5 separate regions of the Homo sapiens genome follow, and regions 1, 2, 3 and 4 are each linked to region 5. The links are chromatin loops, found by intact Hi-C in ENCODE. Cell type or tissue: B cell. All regions are shown on one strand. Region 1 overlaps LOC102724877. Region 2 has its middle 22 kb from the start of LINC02038. Region 3 overlaps LINC02028 (long intergenic non-protein coding RNA 2028). Region 4 overlaps LINC02028 (long intergenic non-protein coding RNA 2028). Region 5 overlaps LINC02026 (long intergenic non-protein coding RNA 2026).

Region 1 (5,000 bases), 140 kb before region 5:
GAAACTCAAAATCATGGTGGAAGGCATCTTTCCACAGGGCGGCAGGAGGGAGAATGAGTGCCAGGTGAAGGGGGAAGCCCCTTATAAAATCATAAGCTCTCATGAGGACTCAGTCACTGTCATGAGAACAGCATGGTGGAAACTGCCCCCATGACTCAATTACCTCCCACCAGGTCCTCCCATGACATGTGGGGATTATGGAAACTACAATTCAAGATGAGATTTTGGTGGGGACACAGCCAAACCATATCAGATGGCAAGTAAGCTTCCAAAATGTCAGGGCTCTCTTCTAACCACTGTATTGGGAGAGGGGGTGGGATCTCATACTTCCTCCCTGAGCTAGGCTTTGGGATCGGCATGTTCTGCCATGCAGACTGTGAGTCCACTTTTTCAAGCTACTACAAGGGAAAGATTATGGGCCTGTTTCTAGAAAACCAGTGGAGTAGAAGCAGCAGGAGAATAGTGACCATCCTGTTTGGTAGTGGTGGTGGGTGGCAGAGAGGGGCAATTCCCCGAGCAGGCGGCTTATCACAGAAGTCAAGAGAGGCTGGAAAGCAGGTGTCTGCTCTGCTCTGAGGAGCCCAAAGGAGCAAAAGGCAGTGACTGTCTCCTGGTGCCCCTTACTCCGTGAACACCTACGGGTCACCCATTAGTTATTCCTTCTCCCCAAAGGGAGAGAGAGGGGAAAGGCTCACTCCAACCCTCCTACTTCATATTCTGGGGAGAGCAAGTCTCCCCTGTATAGAAATGTGAAGAAGAGGAAATGAAGATTATCCTCCAAGGATACTTAGCTGCAGTAGCCACTTAACCAGTCCCTTAAAAGGGGACATAATTGTCCTTTTTTTCCCTGCAACAGACTGAATTGTGCCCCTCCCTAAATTCATATGTTGAAACCCGAACCCTGAATGTGACAGTATTTAGAGATGAGGCCTTTGGGAGGTAATTAGGTTTAGATGAATTCCTAAGGGTGGTGCCTTCATGATGGGATTAGCACCTTTATAAGAAGAAAGAAGAGAAATTAGACATCTTGCCCACACACACACTCTCTCTCTCTGCCATGTGAGGCCATAACTAGAAGTCAAGTCGGCTGTCTACAAGCCAGGGAGAAAGCCCTTACCAGAAGCCCACCATGCTGGCACCCTGATCTTGGCCTTCCAGCCTCCAGAACTGTGAGAAAATCCATTTCTGTTGTTTAAGCCACCTAGTCTATGGTGTTTTGGAATGGCAGCTCTAGCAAGCTAATACACCTTAGCAAAAAAAATGACATTTCTGATTTTTCACTTTTTTATCTTGACCTTTGCTATTATAGATGTACTTACTTTTTCATTGTAAGCAACCTGAATGTTTATATCATCTGTAGGTAAATAATCATAAACTTGGAGTTCTAAGGCGGACATGCGTAAGATACAGTGAGCAAATCAAGATGCTTTATGGGCATGACTTTAAAAGCCAGGATCAGTGAGAACTGGAGGGATCAGGTACGGCTTTCTACGGGTGGCAGGGCTGGAGTTGGGTTTGAGTGGGTGTAAGATATGGAGAAGGGCAAGGGAAAGTGAGTCGTGAGATCAAAGACAATGCTGGAGTTGGGAATAATCCATGGCTAGAGATGAACAACTGTCCTTCGGCCCTTTACAGTTTGTAAAGTCCTTTAACATCCATTACATCACAAAATCCTCATGCCGACTCTACAAAGTGAACATAATTATCATCTCCATTTTACCCTTGAGGAACTAGACTCAGAGAGATCCGATGGTGAATCTGAGACTCACACCTGACTTTTTTGGCTACAAATTTTATCGTTACTCCCACTCCCTATTGTATGCTGTCTGAGTTGGGTAAGGAAACCAGTTTGACCAAAGCGGAGGGAAGCAGTTGCTCTGGAGAGAAGTGGAAAACTGCGGTGTTGAGCTGAGGCCAAACCAGACCCACAAGGTCCCTGAGAGCCGGGTGGTGCAGATTTTATGCAGGGGAAACCACTGAAGGCTTTTGAGCAAGGGTGTGACATAATACAAGTAGAGAGATCCACCGTGCTGAGCGCTAGTGTGCAGAGAGGATTGGGAAGTCCAAAGAGGGAAGATGGTAGCAGAGATGCCAGTGACGGAGCTTCTGGAAGGAGTCTGCATATCCAGATTAGATCGTTAGTATCCAGGATATGTTGGCTTCTTTTTTGGGATTCATCACTGTGCCATTGGAATTAGAACTGGAATTGGACATAACTGAAATATTCCATTCCTTTCATTCACCATCTTTATTAATGGGCCAGTATTGCAGAGATTTGGTCCACGTTATTTTCAGCATTTTTGCTACACCTGCATCTCAGGAGGCTTCTCTGGCCCCGCCTATAAACAAAATTATGATTAACACAATGAACTAACATGTCTTAGAGCTGGAGCTAACATCAATTGACTTTTATTATATTTACTAAATATTTACTGAGTACTCACCATGTGCCCAGCACTGTGCAAAGTTCCTCCGTTGGGAAAACAGAAGAGAATCGGCACAGAGCAGCTAGTTAAGCTGCTCATGGGAAGCGGACAGGAGAGGGGGCTGGGACTGAGGACTGTGGGGACAGGACACTGGTAGGAGGTTAGACAGGGACACAAAGCATGCACGAGAAGGAAACCAAGACTAGCTCCTTTTGGATGTCAGAAGGATTAGATGTGGATCCACCAGCAGCAGTTGAGTGTTCCCCTCTGAGGTTTGCTTTGTCTTGTACCAAAGGGTGTCCTGGAGACAGAAGCCCCTGGAGGAATCTGTTCTCAGAGCTCCTTTCTGCTCTGCTGTGGCTGGCCCTCTGCAACTGGCTGCTCCAGAGTAGTCAAGACTGCCTCCTCCTCAGCCCCAACACTCATATGTGCTCCCCTGGGGCTGCAGTGGAGGGTCCCACCCTCCACAGGGGAAGTCTGTGCTGTGAGGTGCAACAGGACACCTGGGTCCCAGTGACAGTGACTCACTGTGTGCCCTTGGGCAGTTTATTTCTTCTCTTTGGTTCCTTCCTCTTTCAGAATTGGAGCAGCTCCTTGTAGCTTTAAAGATTTGATGGTGGTTACTGCAGGCCTGCAATGTGTGCCTGTGTGTGTGTGTGTGTGTGAGTGTGTGTGTGTGTTAGACTTGCTGTTTAATAGGGTGCTAAGACAGCAGGTGGGCCGTCTTTCCCACCCCCCACCCCCACACGTGTGGCTCTCATTACTGTCAGAAGGCGTTAAGTCGGCCCCATGGAGATGAGAACAGACCCCTTAATTAGGCACCGTTCCCAGATCGCAGGAGGGACTGGCCTGGGCCTGGCTGCCCTGGCGTTGCGGGGAGCCCAGGCTGCAGGGCTGGAGGGGGCTGTGGGGGGCGGTTGCGGCCAGGGCATCTGAAGGACTCAGCAGGTTTACACTTCGCTGACCCGATGGATGAATGGGGCCCTGTCCACTCACATGGGAGCCTGGAATCTTCAATTATGGCAATTACATCAACAGGTCGGAAGGGCAGCACTTTCCACTGAAGAGGTTCAGTGCTTAAAAGAAAAATCCTAAAGCTACTATTTTTTATCTTTCTTTTTTTTTTTTTTTAAAGGGATTGGGTTGATAGAAGAAGACCCCCATCTCCAGTCTAATTGAGCCATGGGTAGGGAACAAAAGATGTGGCACGGATTTACGTAAGATCTGGCTGGCACGTGCTCACCCGCTTCTGGACTTTTGGCTTTTCTCTCGCTCAACTTTGTATTATAGTCCCTGCAGGTGCAGGTGTGTCACCCTCATCACCTTGCTGAGGACAGGATGTGGTACCTTCATCTGGGAATCCCCCTGACATGCAGAGCAGTAGATGGCAGTCTAGACAGTACTGAACCGGTATCAGAGGGTGCATTAGATCTTGGAGGAGTCGCTTTGTCTCTCAGGCCCTCAGTTTTCACCTCTGTGAAGTGGATATAAAGCTGTCTATCCATCCTCTTTCCTATGGTTTCAGAGACACCAGTTCCTGCTACGTACTCACTATACTAATTGGATCTTTTCTTCCTCTCGGCCACCCTGTTAGGTAGGTGAGACTGGCAATGTGGCCCCAGCACCAGCAGTATAATGTCACCTGGGGGTATGTTTGAAATGCAGAATCTCAGGCCCCATACCAGAGCTGCTGAATCAGTCTGAATCTTTCCAAGCTCCCCAGGAAATTCGTGTGCACATCGAGAAACACTTTGCTACACTGGAAATTTGCACACATTTAACCTAAGTTGAGTGAATGAGCGTCAGCCTGTCATATGCATGTCATCTGTTAAATGGGGATAGTAACAGTTGTCCTTTTCTATTGGAGGGATGCTTTGAGGATCAAGTAGTTTATAATTATAAAGGTATTTTATCCAGACACTGGCTAATTTATTCAACAAACTTTGCCGAATGGCTACAAGACAGGTTTGGGGTTTGCAAAATATATTCTCTCCTTAGAAATAATTTGAACTATTCTAGAAATCTGATGTTTAAAAGAGCTAAGTATAGTAAAACATGGCAAGTGCTGTCCAATAGCCACGCTTAAATTAGGGGATGATTAGAGAAAAAAACAAGTAACTGTGATTGTGAAGTTCAGGGCTGTGTAGGTTAAGGGAGGCTTCACTGAGGTGGTGGCACTGAGCTTATGTAGGAATGAATGAGGTAGAGAAGGTCCTTCTAGACAGAGAACAACATAAACAAAGGCTCTGAGGTATGGGGTGGAGGGATTGGGGTGGCTACTATTTCCAGGTGGCCTCATAACGTGACTAGTAAGTACAGACCTGAGAGGTCTTTGCTGCCTGCTTCGTTTATTTGGGGCTGATTGCCTGGGTCATTTTAGGTTTCAGTCCTGTGGTTGGAGCCGTCCGTCCAAAAGTCACTGCTGTGCTTACACTGCCAACCACCTAAGACTTTTGTTTGTTTGTTTGTTTTTATTCTTCATGTGCTCTGGTGGGGGAGGTTTACTGCCAGCAGCAATGTCCTACTTCCTAAGATTTTAACATCACTTCGAGTTAAGGAGGGGAAGTTGATTTC
Region 2 (5,000 bases), 100 kb after region 5:
AAAACTGAGTCTTGCTCAATGTCTGGCAAAGAAGTCTTCCTTTATCCAACAATCCTGAGAGTCTAGCGGGTGTTGGGCACCATAAAGATGAATGAGGTGCGGTTCTTGCCACCAGGCAGTGCCCGGGCTTGTCAGGGAGACCCATGTGGAGCATGACAATTGCTACCTTCTTGATACGGGCAAAAGGATGTTGAGTCCAGTGGAAGGAGAGGCTTGTCTGGCTGTGAGATCAGCAAAGTCTTCACAGAAAAGGAGAATTTTAAATGGGGCCTTGAAGGGGAAGTGTCTCCTGGAGATGGAGAGAACATAGCGAGGAGAGTGCGGTGAGGTGGGGGGTGGCAGGGGAAGCACATCACTACGCGGTGCTTAGGGCCGAGTCTGAGCCAACCTGGGAGTGGCACTCAGCTCCCCCAGGCCCCCGAGATGCATGTTCAGCAGCATCCAGCGGCCTCCTGTGAAGCGACTGGGAGTCCACAGAGACAACAAAAGCAGATGTAGTGATGTGTAAACTTGAAGTTTCTAGAAGTTCCTTTGGGCCCCACCAAATCTCTGTGGCAATGAACCAATCCCACATGTTCCTGTGGGTAATGCTCCCAGAGGGCATGTGACTTTGGGCATCATTATTGGCTGAAAAAGGAAACTGGGGTAGTAGTTAGAGAGTGCTATGAACTGAATGTTGTGTGCCTCCCAAATCTGTACACTGAACTCCAAATCCCACTGTGGTGGTATTAGGTGAGGGGGCCTTGGGAGGTCATTAGGTCCTGAGGGTAAATCCCTCATGAATGGGATGAGTGCCCTCACACATGAGACCCCAGAGAGCTCTCTGGCGGTCTTTCTACCATGTATGGCTGCAATGAGAGGTCTGCAGCCTGCACCTGGAAGGAGGCCCTCAATGAACCTGACCAGACTAGCATCCTGTTCTCAGACTTCTGGCCTCCCAAACTGTGAGAAACAAGTTTCTGTTGTGTATAAACCATCCAATCTATGATAGTTTGTTATAGTAGCCAAACCGACTAGGACAGAGAGGATGTAAGGAGCCAGTGGAGGACTCTTTTAATGGAGAGACTACAGCATGTCTCAGGCTGAATGGTCCAGTAGGGAGAGCAAAAACAGTGCCCATGCATCACCCTGAGGTCTCACCCAACCCTGCTGGAACTGACTTTAGTGCCCTCTTCCAGTGTTCCCCGCATGACCTGGTGGGTGCACACCTGGCTGCTTGCATTCACACCGTCCCTCTCCACTTCTTCCTTCTCCCCAGCTCTCTTCCTGTCAACCCTGGCATTGCCTTTGTTGGCTACTGAGAGAAGACCAGAAATATCCATCTAGTCAGACTTGCCTGCTCCTGGGAAGAAAACAAAAATGCAAAGAAAAGGTTCTCAGGGAGATTGAGCCAACCTGGGAGTGGCCCTCAGCTCCTCCAGTCCCCAGAGACCCATGCTCTGCAGCATCCAAGGGGCTCCTGTGAAACTGTTGGGAGGCCAATGACACTCTGTCCCACGTTGTGGATCTATTTTGTGGTCTCTGTATCCTTCACTGCTTTTTGTGGACATTATTGTATTAGATTCCTTTGGAAATGATGATCCAGCTAATGGCCAGTTAGTAGGAAACATCACGACCCTCCCCCCAAATTCCAGCCTCTTGCTGAAAGGGTGGGGCCTGGGAAATCATATGGTATTGCTCCTGGTCACCACAGACCAGTGGTGGCTTTGGGCCAAATTCTGGCCCAGCCAATCCCCCCCACCTTTTTTTTTTTTTGAGAGAGAGAATTTGAGGTAAGAGACACAGAGACTCAGGTTAGGAGGATGCTTGAACTGAAAGGTCCTGAGACAGCAGGACAGGAGCTAGTACCATGCAGAACACAGCAGGAGCCACAGGCAAGCCTGAACTGTGGGAGAGAGAAAACGAAGGGCCTTCCAGAGAGGTCCAGTCTGCCAAGAGGAGAAGAGAGTTGACACGCAGAAAGAGTTAGGGGTGACAAGAACCCCCGTAGCCCCTTGAAGGACACAGAGAGGAGATCTTTTTTGTTCTTTTGTGATTCATCCTTTCTCACTTCCTGTCCTTGGAGGTCAACAACAGACCCCTGTATCCTTTTAATAATCCCTCTTTTCATTTGAAATTGTTCCAGAGGGTACCTGATCCTTGTTGCCAGCATGCCCTGAATAAGAAAAATGCTCAAACCAAACACTGAGTCTACTGAGTCTATGTGAATTAATTCTTGGAATTCCTTGGCTCAATTCAATAAACATTTCATGCACAATTTTTGTGTGCCAGGTGCTAGAGGCATTCTGAGAAAAACTGAGACCCAGGAGCTGTCCTCAGAGAGTCCAGTAAGATGTGGTCTGATAAGACATGTTTCCATATACCCAGAATACAAGGTAGTTTGCTAGGAGCACTGCAAGAGAAACGCAGATGGAAGGCTGGAGTGTGTACTGCCACTGTGGAAGCAGGAGGGGCTTGAGGGAAGAGGGCCTTCAAGAATGGGTGGAATCTAATATTGGAAAGGGGAGGAAGAGTGGAAAGTATAAGAATCAGAAGTCTGGTTGCAGGATGGGGCATGATATGGGTGGGACACTGTAAACTGCACAGCGTGGAAGGAATATGGAGTTTAGAGGAATAATGTTAGATGAGTCTGTAAGACGGGCTTGACTGGGATTATGAAGGGCCTTAAAGGTCAAGCCAAATTTGTTATCATAGAATCATAAGAAGGAGAAGAGCCTTAGCTGTTGTCTAGTCTAACTTAGGTAATTTGGTTCCAGTTCCTCTTAAGGTGGCCACCATGACAGACTGAATCTCAAGTACTCATCTGAGATACAGTCATTTCAATGGTAGTGACTCAGAATTTACTTTTCTTTTTTTTTACCCCAGCAAAATATTTATTTTAGAAAATAGGATTATATTATTTGTTGCTCTCCAACTTGCTTTTTTTGGACATCTTGGACATCTTTCTCTACCAGTACATATAGTTCCATTTCCTTCTTTTTATTTTATTTACTTTATTATTTTTGTAGAGATGAGGTCTTGCCATGTTGCCTAGGCTGGTCTGGAACTCCTGGGCTCAAGAGATCCACTCACCTTGGCCTCCCAAAGTGCTAGGATTACAGGCGTGAGCCACTGCAGATATTTTTATTTTTTATTTTCATTTATTTCAATAGTTTTTGGGGAGCACGTGGTTATTTGATTACATGGATAAGTTCTTTAGTGGTGATTACCGAGATTTTGGTGCACCCATCACCCAAGCAGTGTACACTGTACCCAATGAGTAGTCTTTTATCCCTCGTCCTCCTTCCCCGCTCCCCTCACGTCCCCAAAGTACATTGTATCTTATGCCTTTGCATCCTCATGAGATTACTTTTCTATCTTTAACAACTTAAGAGTTCTTTCCAGAAGAGTCCTCTTACTACGAGGAAGAGTGTTAGAGCACAGGGAACTGGGCCTAGAGAGTCTGCAGCAAATTGTCTCAAATAGCAGCTTAAAAAGGTAAGGAACAGAAAAGAAACACTCTCTATCTATGTGCTGGCCTCAGGCACAGTGCTTCTAGATGGTAGAACATCTGTGAAGTAGAAATTACAATCACTTTTCAGGTGAGAAAACAGGAGCTGTAGGGAGGAGTCGGACAGGTCCCCAGGCCCAGCAACTATACCAGGTGAGGCAGGAATGTGGCCTCGTGTTGACCAGATTCCACAGCCACGGGCTTCCATCCCTCTTCTCTGCTTGCTTTAAGACTAACCACCCTGGCTTCAAGTAAGTATCACTCACAAAGGAATTTCAAAAAGACATGCACATAAATTAATGGCTGATGGCTGTAGGTGGTCGTATGGGAGGAACCGATTATAACATTGTATGAACTTAGCAAAGCTCTAAACCATAGCACAGACATTTGGCAAAATGGTTACTCTTTTTCAATCATCCAAGGACTCAGTTTATAATAAGCCTTGAGCGAGTCCCTAAATTCCAAAGCCCTTAGCATCTTCCAGGACCCTCTTGAGACCACACAGTGCTTCCAGCTTCCGGAAACAGCAGATGCTATTGCTTCCATGAGCAATGTCAGCATTTAATACACAAGGGGGAACAGAGAAAGAAACCTATATGGATGGGGAGCAGGGAGGAGGGGCAGCACTGGATCCTCTCCTGGGCCCTGTCCAGCTCGACATTCCTGAACAGAGCGTGCTGTTCCCTCTCCTGATGTTGGCAGCTTAGAATGCAGGAGCCTTAGATGGGTGGCCTGGAAGGGAGGCCAGCAGGGAGAGGTGACCTGGAAGTGAGGAAGCTCAGGAGGGACTGATGGTAATTGGAGGGGCAGGCAGAGAGAGGCAGATGAAGAAACAGCCGAGGCCTGTGTGAAGGCTGGACCCAACCTGCGTCCAAGCAGAAAGTCCAGAGAACTTAGCACAGCTTCCAAAGCTTCAGAGTACATCAGAACTACTTGGGAAGTGCGTCAAACTCTGGTTCCTAGGGAAATCCTCAGAGATCCTGCATCTGCGATGAGGCCCAGAAGTGGTTTTTGTGACCAGTTCCAAGGCGACTTCATACAGGCAGTCCTTGGGGACACTGGTGACAGGATTTCCCTCTCTGGACCTTGGTGTCCTGCTCTGTAAATAAAGGGGTTTGTCAAAGACGGTTTCTGCTTTCTCTGTCAGCTCCAACATACAGCTTCTCAAAAGCTTCCAAAAATCCCCTTACCCAAGCTTGCAGCCCTCATCACCTGTCTCAAGATAATGGTTTCCTATTCTTTTTAATGTATAAGGCAGACAGGTGGTCATGTACCTGCTCAGCTCTTGAAAAGGACCTACATGATAGACTCTAGCAACTCCACCTCGTCTGCCCATTTTGGGGGAGAGTAAAGCCACGTCGTGTGCGTTCACATAGGCATCCAAATGGGACAGACTTCCTCTCTCTGGAGGCCGTGGCTCCAGGTCAAAACAAAACCACTTCCAGGTCTCAGGTCACAGGATCCTGCAGAATGATTTATTTAAGGAAGAAAGCTTCAAGGGCTCCAGAGA
Region 3 (5,000 bases), 63 kb before region 5:
CCTTCGGGGTGCAATTCTCAACCCTGGCTGCACTTGTGGAGGTTTATAATATACAGATGCCTTGGTCCTATCCCAGAAATGCTGTTTTAATTGGTGTGGGGTGCAGCCCAGGTAGCAGGCATTTTTGAAGCTCGCCAGGCGATTCTAACGTGCAGCCAAGATTGGGAACTACTGCTTCAGGGAGCACATCCTGTAACTGAAGGCAGATGGAGGGCTTGGAGCAAAGCGGGTTCCAGTGTGAGTGCATGGCAATGCTTGATTCCTTTGCCTCCCTGACTGGACCTGAAGAGACAGAGCTCTGCTGGACTCCAGTGCCTGTCCACTAGAGGGGACGCAGCCCCAAAGCACCTCACGATGGGTCACCACCCTGGCTCAGCTCTCCCCCGCCTGCCACCCAACACCCCTGGGAGGTGAGTTTTAGGGCAGAAACAGCAACTGTTAGGGAGCAGGGCCGTCTTCATTCTGGCACACTCTAGGCCCAAGTCAGAGGTCTTCTTGCCAGGCACCTGAGAACAGGGTTCGGGTTCATGTTCCAGCCAAGCCCCTGGCACTGCTCCCACACCTGCCCCTCCTCTTGCCCGTTCGGCTCAGTGAATTGCACCCCCTTGGCTGTTCTGCTTCCAGAAGTCACTCCCCCTGGACTCTGCCCTACTTCCCTCCAAATCCAGTCAGTCACCATGTCCTGTGCACGCGTCCACTGAACTTGCTGTAAACCCGCCTTCCTCCCCAGTCCCACTGCCCGGGCCCTCTTCGGGCCTCCTTTCTTCTTCTGTAATGCAGTGGCCGCGCCTGCATGCGCTTCTGGGCTGCTCTGCTCTGTGATTTTCTCTCTATGCCAGATCAGTGTTCCTGTCCTACTGAAGTTCCTCCCTACTCTCTCTCTCTCTCTGTGTGTGTATATGTTTCTCCAAGTGATTCAAATCTGAAACTTCCTGGGATTTCCCTTTGCCTAGCACAGTGGTTCTTAAAGTGTCTTGGGAAGGCCGGAAGTATCACGATTACTTGGGAACTTGTTAGAAATGCAAATTCCCAGGTCCCACGCAGACCCACTGAATATGGGACTCTGAGGGTGGGCCCGGCAGCCTGCGTTCAAGCCCTCTAGGTGAGTCTGATGTGTGCGAGAGTTTGGAAGTCACTGGGCTGGACAGTTCATGCCACACTCCCATGTGAATTGAAAGCTTCCCACACGCTGGTCCCAATTTGCCTGTTCTGTCCAATTCCTAACTGTCCCATCTCCCATATCCCTTCCTGGGGGACGCTGCTCACACGGTTCCCTCTCCTGAAAAGCTGTTTGCCACTTCCAAGTATTGAAAGCTTCAAGATCCAGCTCAAGCATCATTTGTTTTGATGGATCCCAAGATTCCTCCTACAAGAACAATTTTCCTTCCTCCAGCCTCCACAGTATTATTTTTTTTTTTTTGCCTCTCCCTCTCTCAGTCTTTCTGTCTCTCTGAAGGGGTTTAGCCTTTAATAAGCAGGGCTTCATTCAACTGTGACTACACATGAGAGTCACTCAAGGAACTTTGAATACTTATACCCAGGCTACACTCCGGAGCAATGAGACCAGAATTTCAGGAAGCCTGGCATTGTATATTTCAGTAGTTCCCTTACATAGGTTTAATGTGCCTCTGAGTTTAAGACCCTCTCTTCTAAAGCGACCAGAGGGAAAATCATGATGGGAAGAGATAGGAATGTAAAGTTAGGAGACACAGGTTCTGCTCAGGGCTCTGTCCCAAATGACCATCTAATTTGGGGCAAATCACTTCTCCCCTCTTTCCCAAACTGCAAAATGGGGCATTGTTTTAGATCAGTGGCTCTCAAAGCCAGCCAATGCCTGGATGTCAATCCTACGGATTCCCATGTAATCTGTCTGGGGAGCAGCCTGGATTCTAACTTGCAGCCAGGGGTGAGAACTACTCTCTCAGATCTCATCTAAGGGCCATGCAATTGTGTACAACGGTTTACTTTGGAGAGCAAGGGTGTCTGTCTCTTCAAATACTTGGACTTCTTTGCCCCAGCATCTATTAATCTTTCCTCTTCCCAAATAAAACCTCAGACCTGGTGTCAGTGATGCTGGGGCATGTGAAGTTTCTTATCTGATAGCATAAGAGCCAGGGATATTGTGAGCCTACCACAGGCAGCCTGGTTGGGTGTGTTTGGCCAAGGTGGCAGGAGGCGGATTAAGGATCAGATGAAAATGCTCACCAGAGGCCTGGCAGGGGGTCACTGGGAGGGCTACTTCTGAGCTCCAAACACCAGCACGGGTGGGGGGATGGGTTTTCCTTCGAGGCTGGGTCAGGCAGGGTCTTATGTAAAGGGCAGATGTAAAAGAGACCTTGTAAAGTAGAAGAAGACGGAGTGCATCCAGGCAAGTTAAGTTCTGAAACTAGGTAAGTCAGTCTGCAGCCCGGGGTTGGCAGGATGACCCAGCAGCGGCGAGGGGCCAGGGACAGGGGCGGAGGAAACAGCTGCTTATTTAAGGGGTGGGGGTGGGGAAGGGAAGTAGAATGCTTACAGAAGCATCCTCTCTGATGAAGGTGTTACTGATCCCTGGAGACACCCAACAGCCATCTACAATAGGCTTCTCTGTTTATCTGCACATGACACCATCCCGTTTCAGAGCCCAGAGCAGAGACCTTCCACCTCAGATCCAGGAGAGTGGAAAAGACGCTCCCCCAAACCATCACCTTCCCTCAAACCCCCAACACCCTCAGCCTCCAGCGCACGATGAACTCTTTTCTTCCTCTGTGCTATGCCCTGCTGCCGCCTGCCCCATAAGGATTTCTTCCCCTAAAGATGGGCTGGTTTCTAAGGCCAACTGCCCCTGGAGGAGGGAGGGGGCTGTGTTTTGCAGTGAGAGGTAGTGTTGGCTTAGAGAGGCCCGAGTTGTTTTGCAGATGGGAAAACAGTCCTGGGGGTGCGGTGTCTGGCCCAGGCCAGCCCAGGGCGCCAGGACAGAGGTCAAGCCGTCTGTCTGGAGCTTGGAGCACTAGACCATGCTTCCTGATGACTTTACAGTCTAAGCCATTGAGGAAGAAAAAGCACATGGAAAAGGAGCTTTGTTTTGACTTCTCGACACTGGCAGGGACCGGTTCTCCCTGCTGGGAAGATGAGAATGTCACAGGGCCATGGGTGTGATGTGTTTCACCCCACACTCCCACCCTGTGAGGTGTCTGGTGAAGCCTGGGAGAAGGTAGTTTTCCAAGAGTAAGTCTCCTGGGTTTGCTCCAGGCAAATAAAGTTTTTGAACTTGAATGTTGGTCAAATAAAGCTTTGTGGTCCCAAGGAAGGAGAGCAGTTTCAAAAGCCACCCACCTGGAAGGCTCGTCACGGCTTTGGAGGCATCAGATCCCCTTTGCAAGGCCATTTTTTTGGTTGCCTTTGAGGTCAATGAATCAGAGCAGTCTGAATTCCATTTGCCCTGGCACAGGCTAGGCGGGGGCAAAAGGTCATGTGAGGAAGAACAGGCACAAACGAGGCGGGACCTGGCGCTGCACCTGAGGTTGGGTTTGTTGTGGCCCCAGCACACCTTGCAAATGGAAAAAGGTAGAGGGGTGTCTTCAGACCCCCAAATTGTAAAGTAGTCAGAGAATCACAACATTGGAAGGGACCTTAGACTAATTTAGTATCTATTCCACTCAGATGACCCAACCTGCTGGCTTTACAGACAAGGAGACCGAGGCCCTGGGATGTGTGGTGATGGGTTCACCGTCCTCCAGGGAGTGGAGACAGGCCTAGGATGAGCTCGACGATGCTTAGCCCCAGGCACTTTCTTTGGGTCCCTGGCTGCTTCCAGTCTTGCAACAGGACTCTGTGCCCTTTGGCTTGCTCTTAATATCCCTGACCTCTGGAGAGCCAGCCCCAGCTCTATGATTTTTGGCAAATCTGTTAACCACGATGTCCCTCCATCCAACCCAGCTGGGAAGCCAGGCAGGACGCACGGCTCCTGGGAAGCCAGCTAATGGCACCCTCTGGCCCTTCTCTGCCAAAAGCCCCACAGCGGGGAAAGAACCGGCTGGGGAGAGTTTGAGACGGCTTGGCAACCCCCTGATAGAGGCTTGGCTGGTGCACACCCCACTCCCCCTACCCAAGAAAGCCCCCAAATAGGAGGACTCTAAAGAAGAAACATCCTAAATGATGAGCCTTCACAAGGAGATTTTCACTGGTTCCTTCCCACACCAATTCATAGGATTGGTTTTCAGGAAAAAAAAAAAAAAAGTAGGAAAAGGATTGTTATGAGGCCAGACCTGGTGATTGCCCCAGGAGAGAATGAACCAAGAAACAATTGCCAATGGCATCAAGTAAGGCTGCCCATAGAAACTTACCGAAGAATCCATAGTTTAACATGTTATTACTTTCTTTATTTCCTCCAGAGAATTTTACAGTGGCACACCCCTAGGGACTATTCTTTCCCTTAATAAAAGAGGGAAAATGTAGATTTGGAGTAGGGAAGCTGTTGTCTTGGGACAAGCAGCCAGGAGGTGTGGGTGGGGTCAAGAGAAACTCTGGCCGGGTACAGTGGCTCACACCTGTAATCCCAGCACTTTGAGAGGCCAAGGCAGGTGGATCACTTGAGGTCAGGAGTTCGAGACCAGCCTGGCCAACATGGCGAAACCCTGTCTCTACTAAAAATACAAAATTAGCTGGGCATGGTGGCAGGTGCCTGTAATCCCGGCTACTCGGGAGGCTGAGGCAGGAGAATCGTTTGAACCAGGGAGGCAGAGGTTGCAGTGAGCCAAGATTGTGCCACTGCATTCCAGCTTGGGTGACAAAGTGAGACTCTGTCTCAAAAAAAAAAAGAGAAACTCCAGGTCCATCCCTCATGTCTGGGGCTCAGCTGTGCCACGTAGGCTGTTTGCACAGGTGAAGATCAAGGCTGCATGTCTGTGTTGCCCAAGCAGCCTCTGATGGCAGTCTGCCAGGTGAAAGCATTGGCCAGACCCTTGGCTTGATACTGGGCTAGTAATGAACCTCTGTGGTTGATGGAGCATATTACCTTT
Region 4 (5,000 bases), 89 kb before region 5:
ATTATAGACATTTACTTACAAAACAAACGCTAGATTTCTTCTGTATATCAAGAAATCAGTAGATCCTTCTATATAGGAAAACTAAATCTTTTTTGATTGATAAGAGTGTTTGGGCTTTCCCTGGGCACTTATGTCATTGGATCACATTTAGATGGAGTGCCTTGGAAAGTTTGACATCTCTCATAGATGCCAACATGAGAGACTAATCGTACATAAAATAGCCTAGAGCCACTGGGGATTCAAATGGCTCCGGCCTGACCTCTTATCCTGACTTTCATACTTCTACCACCTCCAGCTCAGACCAGTCTCTTAGGCTGGGTCTAACACAAGCCAGTTCCAAAGAATGGGCATTATCCCTGGGTTAAATAAATATTTTATGTGATTTATTTCACTTGGCCAATCAATTATTGGATCAGATTGACCTAGAACCTTCTGGTTCTTATAGTACTATTCTGTCTCTGTCCCTTAGGAAAGGATCAGCAACAACACACACGCACACACACACAAACACACACACACACACACACAAACACACATACACTTAACAGCATTTTGAAGCTTTGGTGAGACACCTTAACTTATTTAAGCAAAATACACAATTAAATAGAGTGAAAGCTCACATCTGTTTTGAGATTGACTCTGGTAGCGCTAGTCTTATTGGATTTTATAAAAAGTAATTCCAGTTATGGTAACTACATTTATAAAAGCACAGCTGGGGTGGATGAAACTGGAGTCGTTCACTAGGTTAGATCAATATTCAACCCTGGCTACACATTCACCTGGGGAGCTTTTGAAAAATGCTGAGGCCTGGGCCATACTTCAAGCCAATGAAAGCAGAATCTCTGGCTGCGAGGCCTAAGCATCTGTATTTTTAAAAGCTCCTCCAGGAGATTTTAACGTTGAGAACCACAGAGTTAGATGAATAGAAGCAGGGAGTCAGGAAAGGGGTGATTAATACTATGCCATGCCAGTGATGGACCAAAGAGCTTAAGCTTTTTTTTTTTTTCTTAGATGGAGGTTCGTTCTTGTCACCCAGGCTGTAGTGCAGTGGTGCGATCTTGGCTCACTGCAATCCCTGCCTCCCTGGTTCAAGTGATTCTCCCATGTCAGCCTCCCGAGTAGCTGGGATTACAGGCACCCACCACCATGCCCAGCTAATTTTTGTATTTTTAGTAGAAACGGGGTTTCACCATGTTGGCCAGGCTAGTCTCAAACTCCTGCCCTCAGGTGATCCACCCGCCTTGGCTTCCCAAAGCGCTGGGATTACAGGCGTGAGCCACCACACCCGGCCTGAGCCTAAGCTTTTCATTTCGAATAAGTCTCTGGATGTCAGAGCTGGATATATACCTTAAATATATGTCTCATTTTGGAGAAGGGAAACTGAGGCTCAGAGGCTTAGTAATGCTATATAGTATTATCCTGGCCAGAAACTTGTCTTCCACTGTATGCCTGTCACCTAAAGAGCAAGCTTGGGAATTAAAAGAACAAACTCCTGTCCATGAATCTAACCGTCTATTTATTTAGTAATATTTAAACACTGGAAATGGTTTCTGGTGGTGGAATCAGCACAGCTTTGTAGCTCTCAGATGTAAAGGCTGTGTCCCTTATTAGCTACTGCTTATTTTTTCTGAGCCTGTCTTCTCATCTGGCAAATAAGAATTAAGAATAACTACTCTCCAAGTGTTATCACAAATGAGATGACAGCAGGTAAAACATGTAGTATGTGCTCAGAAAACTAAATGGAATTATAATTATTAACTGCGTTAAAAAAATCTGGGGATTTATGTAGAAATAGCTGCAGAGGGGATAAAAAGAGCTTCTTGGAGCTTCTTTGCATGAAATATCATAACCCTGCAAAGGTTGTTTTTGGTTTCTATTGATTGAAAACACAAATAAACCCCAACTGAAGCACTCTTATGAAGGAATGAATGGATTTCCAATCTGTGTTTTCTTGTTTACTGTGGAAAATATGCGATCCAAGGAAAACACAGGTGGTTAAACTGCTCAGTGCCTCTATTTTTATCATAAGCAGAGGGCTCTAAGCATTCAAACCCAAATATTTTACTTAATAGAAAATGAAGACTTAACTTCTCAAGGTTAACTGGATCCAGGTTTCCTGTGGCCAAATTTAGATTTTCAGCCATCAGTTGAAATTCCAAAACAATAATAAAAAGCTCACAATTAGCATTTTTAAAGAAGCATTTTCTTTTCATTTAGGAACTTTTGCTTTTTTGGCATCCCTTTTGTTTTGCAAAAATAAAATCTTAGTAGGGAGAGGAAAGCCACCTCCCCGGGTTGGATGCTTGCGAGATGAAGATGGGAGCCCACCCCGCAGGGCCCTGGAGAAGGTGGCGCCCCTCCCCCCTGCCCCCGTCCCCCTCCCCACTCCCCTCTTCTCTCCCCGCTGCCCGCCCCGCCACCCGGGCTTGTGCGGACGTGTCTCGGGCGTGACCTTTGAGCAGCTGCGCCACCGGCTCAGCCTCGCGGCGGGGGAAACCCGAGCTCCCAACAAAACGGTTCCATCTTTGGCTAGGCCTTTGGTATTTCAAGGCGCTGCCGGTGGGGAGAGATGCCGCGTGCCTGAGAGGCTCTGGGAGGTCGCCGCAGCTTTCGCTTCCCGGGTTTTACATTTCCGAAGGGGCTGAACGTCTGCAGAGGAACCGGAGCTGATGCTGGGGCTGGGGCTGGGGCCGGGGCGGGAACCTAACGAATGCACCTCTGGGGAGGCTAGAGGGAGCGCGGCTCAGCCTCCTCCCTGGGTGGGTCCTTCAGCGCTCTTTCCTTCTTTTTTTCTTTTCTGCAGATGTTATGTGGTCAACAGGGACTGAGGCTCTTTAAGCCCTTAAATCTCTAAGGGCTAAATCTCCTTCCTGATATTCGCCCCCAAACCGGTAACGGTTTTCACATGATTCAGATACCTCTCTACCTGCCTGAAGGACTGGAGTGCAAAGTTGAACTTGACTCAGATAAATGCATTGATCCTTCCCTGGGGAAAAAAGTTTAGACATCACTAATAGTAGTTAACTTTTGAGTGCTTCCTCTGTGCTAAGCACGGTTCTAATCACTTAAATGTAATAACTCATTTAATCATCACAACAATTCTATGACATAGGAATTCTTATTTCTGCCTAACAGGCACCAAAGAAGGCCCAGAGAGGTTTAACAACTTCCTCAGAATCACACAGCTTCCAAATGGTTGGGTTGGGTTTACATTTAGGCGGTCTTGCTCCAGAGCCAGTGCTCCTAACCTTTGCAAGCCACGAACCTCAAGAAAGTGGAGAAGGAAACGCTGGGAAATCTGGAAGTCAGACATGGCAAGTGAGGACTTTCTTTTTTCTTTTCTTTTCTTTTTTTCTTTTTTTAGAAGGAGTTTTGCTTTAATTGCCGAGGCTGGAGTCGGCTCACTGCAACCTCCGCCTCCCAGGTTCAAGCGACTCTCCTGCCTCAGCCTCCCAAGTAGCTGGGACTATGGGATTACAGGCATGCACCACCACGCCCGGCTAATTTTGTGTGTGTTTTTAGTAGATACGCGGTTTCTCCATGTTGGTCAGGCTGGTCTCGAACTCGCGACCTCAGGTGATCCGCCCACCTCGGCCTCCCAAAGTGCTAGGATACAGGCGTGAGCCATCACACCTGGCCAGGACCTTCTTAAATGCTCTGTTTTGGTCAGAAAGTGCTGGGACCCCGGGGTGGCACACCCAGCACTCACCAGGAACTAAGTACTTGCTGTCCGTTTTGGACACGTGCTGGCAGCTTGTTGACTCTCATGCCGCCATTCTCAAGAGGGGCTCCCTGGCAACCTCATCTATTGCCTGTTGGAAAGGGACAGGGCAGGCAGGGACAGGAGAGGCCGATGGCAGGCAGTTGGCTCCCAGGGTCGGTCTGAAGAGAGAGGAGAGAGGTGTGAGAAAGAGAGGGACCCACGGCATGAGGGTTGAGGCAGGGGCCAGGTCTTGCCTTGGATGCCCCAGGAAGTATGCCAGGCACTTGGGGGAACTCCTGCCCTGAAACAGTGAAGTCTGCATCCAGCAGGCCAGTTTGTTGATGAACAGGTTTGGCTAGACTGTCGAGGAGTCAGAATTTGTCCCTGTCTAGTTTGTTTCTTTGTATGGAGGTGTGGGCACAGAACGAGTCCTTAGAGGATGCTTCTGGGGAGAGAGCAGTGAAGACCAAAGTTCTAGGATGGTTTGAGAGCTCCCTTCTCTGGCACGTGGAAAAGCAAGATGTGTGCCCTCCCCCAAACACGCGCCACACCAGCTTCGCTTCCCACTGGTCTGAACGTCTCTCTTGGCTAATTCTTCCTCTTGGATTCCATTACCTTTGTGCTAACAGCTCCTACAGCGCCATTTTATATCAGCAAAAAGTACCCAGCACAGTTGCCTGAGTCAGGCAGGAAGAGCTTTGTGCCCCTCCCGCCGCCCACTCAGTACCCACCCACACAGCACACAGCAGGGGTACTGAAAGTGCATCTAGGCCGGGCGCGGTGGCTTACGCCTGTAATCCCAGCACTTTGGGAGGCTGAGGTGGGTGGATCACGAGGTCAAGAGATCGAGACCATCCTGGCCAACATGGTGAAACCCCATCTGTACTAAAAATACAAAAATTAGCCGGGCGTGGTGGCACATGCCTGTAGTCCCAGCTACTTGGGAGGCTGAGGCAGGAGAATCACTTGAACCCGAAAGGCAGAGGTTGCGGTGAGCTGAGATTGTGCCACTGCACTCCAACCTGGCGACAGAGTGAGACTCCGTCTCAAAAGCAAACAAACAAACAAAAAACAAAGTGCACCCACAGGGTGTCCTGGGGGTACCCATGCATCATCCTGACTGTCTGAGTATCCCCAGGCCAACCTTAAGAGTACAATATTCCTTCAGGTGGGTAAACTGGTATGGTGAGACCCTTTGTGGGTTCCTGTATGGCTCTGCCACTTACTTGCTATGTGACCTTGGGCAGGTTACTTAACTTTTCTGTGCTTCAGTCTTGTCATCAGCACAATGGTGATA
Region 5 (5,000 bases):
CTCTTAACATAGGGAATCTTATCCCCTGGAAGGCTGGGCTGTCATAAACTGGCTGGGAATCAGACTCTATGGAGGTTCTTACTTTTGCTGTCTGACCCTCGAATGGTTTTCTTTTTTCTTTTTTTCCTTTCTTTTTCTTCCCCTGGCTTTGGGAGAAGAAAAATTGGACTGTGGGGTAAAGAAGAACAATGCCTCAATTAGCTAGAAAGCTACAGTATTGAATTAAATGAGCCCCATGCTATGGCTCATTAACAACATCCTATTACTTAGCAAGTCTATAACTAGTGTTTCAGCTAAAGAAAGAAATGTAAATCATTTAATACACCTTTCCTAATTGAGCTGTGCACCAGGGGCACCCTCCTAATGGTATTATGGCACCAATTACCTCATCAGAAGAGAAGAGCTGCTTTTATGACAGGTTTTGGAAATTAAAATGGCAGAGAGATGTCTTTTAGGAGGAGTAATTCTGGGCTGGGCTGTGCTGAGCAACGAGCAGGGGCTGAAAGGGCACGTGGGGCCCGGGTGCTAAAGGCGGGACGGTGACCCCTGTCTGGTCTGACCCCCATCTTGGGGATGAGATCTGAACTTAGTCTTTTCATACTGTCTGGTCAAGAATGTGAGCCACAGTGGCTCTTGTACTTCAGTGTGTATAAAATCCACTGGGGAAGCTTGTTAGAAATTTAGATTCCAGGGCCCCACCCTGAGATTCTGACCCAGGAAGTCTGGGCTGGGCTCCAGCCAAACCATACTTGTAATAAGACCTCTGGGAAACTCCCTTGCAGAAAGCTGAAAGACACTGTTTCGAGAAACATAGCAGAGAAGGTCCCAATGATTTCCACCAAAACCCAACTACGTGTCTGCAGGTTCCTCTATTACTAGGGGTTTTACCCGTCCCAAAGACCGGATTGAATGAGACTTATTTTGGTTTGCTTCTTCAGACACAGCACAGCTACCTTCCTCCTTTTCTCTCTGCTTAGCCTGCTTTGGTTGGTACATGGGGTAGAGCAGTGGGGCAAACGGGGATGACTGTTTGCTTGGGTGTTCACTCTCTGTGTGATGTCGGGCAGGGCATTGTACGCTTGGGGCTGCAGTTTCCGCACCTCAAAATGTGCATGGTCAGGTAAAGGGTATGAACACGTTATTGATCAAGACACTTTGTCTTTTTTGCGACTCAGTTTTCCTTATCTATAAGATGAGAATGTTGCGCTTTATGAATTTGGCGAGTGTAAATAGGAACTGAGATTCTCTTTCTGGCAGCTTTTCATGGTTTCCTTTCTGTGGCAAGGAAAGGAAGAACTTCAACCTCCAGATTTTGTGTAAATATTGAATCTATAGCAATGGTTTTGTGGAGTGTTCCAGTTTCCTAGGCTGATGATTAATGTGGTTTTCTCTGTGAGTGTTGAGCCTTCTCAAAAGGCTTTTCCTGCTATTCCTGTGAAATGCACAAAGGCAAAGTGTTAGTCCTGCTTTTTTCTCTATTGCCATGTGGAAGGGGGAGCAGATGCATTCTGCATTCCTCACAGGGCAGAAGACATGTCAGCTGACAGACGTGGGGAGGCAAAACTGGCCTTAATCTGATATGAATTTCCTGACAATTACAATGACCTCCCTGATCCCAGACCTTTGCTGGCTTTATATTGCCTATCACATCACACACAGACTTCCCTGTTTGGCCTGCCGTGTCCCCATCATTTGGCTTGAGCAGGCTTTGTTAATCCTATATCCTCGAAGTAACTTGAATTGTGGGGCTTTAACTCACTTTTATTTATTTATTTATTTATTTATTTATTTATTTATTTATTTATTTTTATTATACTTTAAGTTCTAGGGTACATGTGCACAACGTGCAGGTGTGTTACATATGTATACATGTGCCATGTTGGTGTGCTGCACCCATTAACTCGTCATTTACATTAGGTATATCTCCTAATGCTATCCCTCCCCCCCTCCCCCCTTAACTCACTTTTTTGATGCTCGCTCTCCAATCCACATTTCCAACTAGGTCCTATTCTACATGTTCAACAGCCCGCAGAGCTCCCCCAGTGGACTATGTTGTCATTACTACAAACCTAAAACGTCCTCAGGCACATCCATCAACTCTCCCTTACCCTTGTTGCTCTTCCCATTGATCTCTAGTTCCAGTTGCAGAAGCATGGTCTAGGGTTAGGAAATGAAACATAGCTTGGAAGATCCCAAACCTCCTCATTTTATTAAACACTCTATAGCTAGAATCTATTGCTTTGAAATAGCTCAGAGTTTAATAGTCAGAAGAAATCTTTTCCAGTTCTTACAGCCCATACCGTTTCTTCTTCCAAATCAACAATGAAACGTCTCTAGGTTTTATAGCTTTTGGGTCTGGTTAAATCTCATGTGTAGGAGAGAATGGTCTGTTGGCAGCACACGTGCAAATGGGGTGTGTAGACAGCATAAGCCGAGTGTAAATCCATGGTAGGTGCATGCCAAAGAAGGTCACATATGTCCGTTTTCATTAAGAAAAAGTGCAGCCTCTTGTGTGAGCAAAGGTATTGTCCTGATCAACTTGCACTGATTGAAACATGCCTGGGGTGCTTCTTAACTTATTATTATATTATCGTATGTGTATTACCTTTCCGAGCTGTCAAAGATGGTGACTTTAAAGTCGGCCATTACTAAGTCATTTCTATCCATTTCTTTCTGAATTTCCACGAATTCTTGCTTTATTTGTTTTTATTCTACATTATGTGGCAATTAAAGCATCATGACAGTTATTTACATGCTATTCACTTTTTCAATATTTATCTAAATGTCATGTAAGTTTTCCGTTTTAAATTCTACTTTGATACAAAATATTGTGACCCTGTTTTCTTTACAAATTGAGTCTTTGTGCATGTGATGTATTTGCTAGCTTATCCTTTCTTATTCTAATGCTTTTCTTTATTTGAGGTATATATCTTGGGATGATAGCATATTGATAAGTTTAGTTTTTCAAATATGGGAGCTAAAGCCACTTACATTTGTTATCACAGTTACCATTTTTGTTTTAACTTTAGTCCAGTTGCTTATGCTTTCTGGATTTTAAAAATATTTTCTTGCTCTCTGCTTAAAATTGTTTGTGTTATGTTGTTTGTATTTTCTATTTTTCCACTAGTGATATGGAAGGTATAGGTCCTATTTTAAAATTCTATTGGGATTGCCCTGAAAATTTTAAAAATACACGAATCTATATTTTCCCAATTTTTGATTTTTAAAAATGCTACCTATTGATTGTTTCTTATGCAAGGTGAAGAAATAACCTTTTATTTTCCCCTCCTTCCTAAGTTCACTCAGTTTCTTATTTTATGTATTTAATTTTGGACTTTAGACTCAGGGGTTATCTTTATTTCCAACGTACTGTTTTATAAACATTTTCAAACATACAGAAAAGTTGAAAGAATTCTACAGTAAACACCCACGTGTCTACCATCGCCATTTTCCTATACTTGCTGTATCATGTTCTGTCCATCTATCAACCCGTGTTTAAAACAAATGCATTTCAAAGTAAATTGAAAATATCAATTGCTGTAGTTTGATGTTTGATTCTTCCAAATCGCATGTTGAAATTTGATCCTCAATATTGGAGGTAGGGCCTAGTGGGAGGTGAGGTGGGGCCTAGTGGGAGGTGAGGTGGGCCTAGTGGGAGGCCTTCAGGTTGTTGGGGTGGATCCCTAAGGAATAGATGAATGCTGTCCCTGGTATGGGAAGGAATGAGTGAGTTCCTGCTCTATTAGTTCCTTAGAGAGCTGGTTGTTAAATAGAGCCTGGCAGCTCCCCTCCTCCTCTCTCTTGCTCCATCCTTCACCATGTGGTCTCTGAACACGCTGGCTTCCCTTTGCTTTCACTATGAATGGAAGCAGCCTGAGGCTTTCACCAGATGCCCAGTCCCTCATCCAGCTGAACTCTGAGCTAAATAAACCTTTTTTCTTTATAAACTACTCAGTCTCAGCTATTCATTTATAGCAATGTAAAACAGACAAAGACATCAATATACTTCTTGAATACTTCTGCATAAATATCATTAACTAGAGTTTAATAATTGCTTGCAGTATTTTTCTTTGAGGCAAAATTTACAAACAATGAAATACACAAATTTTAAGTGTGCATTCATTGAATTTTGACAAAGGTGTGCCAGTTATTATTTTAAAAATTATTTTCTCTTTCAAGAATTACTGTTTTGTATTTAAAATGTCTTTTACAACCATACTTTAGAGGATGTTTAATTGATTTTTAGCAACCACTATGACAGCTGGGCATGCTAGCTCATGCCTGTAATCTCAGCACTTTGGGAGGCCAAGGCAAGAGAATCACTTGAACCCAGGAGTTCAAGACCAGCATGGGCAATGTAGTGAGACCCCCATCTCTACATTTTTTTTTTTTAACTGAGCATGGTGGCATGTGCCTGTGGTCCCAGGTACTCAGGAGGCTGAGGTGGGAGGATCCCTTGAGCCCAGGACACAGAGGCTGCAGTGAGCCAAGATTGCACCACTGCACTCCAGCCTGAGCAACAGAGTGAGACCCTGTCTCCAAAAAAATAAATAAATAAAATAAAATAAAAATAAAGTAACAACCATGAGTTCCATTTCATTAGAACTTCTCCATTTTTCGTTTTGAATAATTTCTAGTTGGCTGGAGTATGATTTAAGTAGTTTTTTCAAAAGTAATGTCAGTGATATGGCTTAGGAATCTGAATAATTGAAAATTTTTGTAAGAAAATGTAAAGAAATATAAGAAATTTTTTTCAGACATGAATGACAACTTAAATGAGTTTAGAATTCTTGACTAGCAGGCAATTTTTTGCACTCAAAACTATAAACATTTCTCCATTTTCATCTGATGTTTAATGTTATAGAGCTATCTGATGCTAGTCTATATTTCTATCTTTGTAGGTAAGCTAACTTGTTTCCTGTCTAGGTAATTGTAAAATGCTCTTATTGTTCTTGAACTTGAGTTCATCTGCTAGTTGAAGTCTTTAAGGTAATTTTGCC

Evidence for each region. Hi-C counts contacts between places; a loop is a spot of excess contacts. Peaks named below come from ENCODE experiments on the same cell type or tissue, not always from the same donor. Only the 100,000 strongest peaks of a DNase experiment are listed, where the experiment ranks them.
Region 1: it touches region 5 in a loop (6-fold over the local background); 2 of 110 quality-filtered maps call a loop at or near these places.
Region 2: a loop joins it to region 5, with 2.3 times the contacts of the local background. A loop is called at or near these places in 4 of 110 quality-filtered maps.
Region 3: it touches region 5 in a loop (3-fold over the local background); 2 of 110 quality-filtered maps call a loop at or near these places.
Region 4: a loop joins it to region 5, with 3 times the contacts of the local background. A loop is called at or near these places in 2 of 110 quality-filtered maps.

What each region holds. Positions count from the first base shown.
Region 1 is chr3:194,102,436-194,107,435 of GRCh38, reverse strand. All of the region lies in intron 4 of LOC102724877, which reads right to left. Among named protein-coding and RNA genes, the nearest start is that of HES1, 31 kb to the left of the region's middle. RefSeq lists an enhancer at 3,228-3,317. In B cell, no CTCF peak of the experiment used is centred here; DNase peaks (open chromatin) are centred at 125, 2,985, 3,745 and 4,774; H3K4me3 peaks cover 2,268 bases; H3K27ac peaks cover 2,117 bases.
Region 2 is chr3:193,863,326-193,868,325 of GRCh38, reverse strand. No RefSeq gene overlaps it. Among named protein-coding and RNA genes, the nearest start is that of LINC02038, 22 kb to the right of the region's middle. In B cell, no CTCF peak of the experiment used is centred here; DNase peaks (open chromatin) are centred at 115 and 2,745; H3K4me3 peaks cover 762 bases; H3K27ac peaks cover 206 bases.
Region 3 is chr3:194,030,443-194,035,442 of GRCh38, reverse strand. The region is part of intron 1 of LINC02028 (long intergenic non-protein coding RNA 2028); the gene reads left to right. Among named protein-coding and RNA genes, the nearest start is that of LINC02026, 29 kb to the right of the region's middle. RefSeq lists an enhancer at 2,688-3,265. In B cell, no CTCF peak of the experiment used is centred here; a DNase peak (open chromatin) is centred at 2,472; H3K4me3 peaks cover 1,204 bases.
Region 4 is chr3:194,055,951-194,060,950 of GRCh38, reverse strand. The region is part of intron 1 of LINC02028 (long intergenic non-protein coding RNA 2028); the gene reads left to right. Among named protein-coding and RNA genes, the nearest start is that of LINC02028, 13 kb to the left of the region's middle. RefSeq lists enhancers at 2,378-2,427, 3,063-4,008. In B cell, no CTCF peak of the experiment used is centred here; a DNase peak (open chromatin) is centred at 2,580; H3K4me3 peaks cover 974 bases.
Region 5 is chr3:193,967,399-193,972,398 of GRCh38, reverse strand. All of the region lies in intron 1 of LINC02026 (long intergenic non-protein coding RNA 2026), which reads left to right. Among named protein-coding and RNA genes, the nearest start is that of LINC02026, 34 kb to the left of the region's middle. In B cell, CTCF peaks have their summits at 1,831 and 2,052; DNase peaks (open chromatin) are centred at 798 and 2,028; H3K4me3 peaks cover 916 bases; H3K27ac peaks cover 1,266 bases.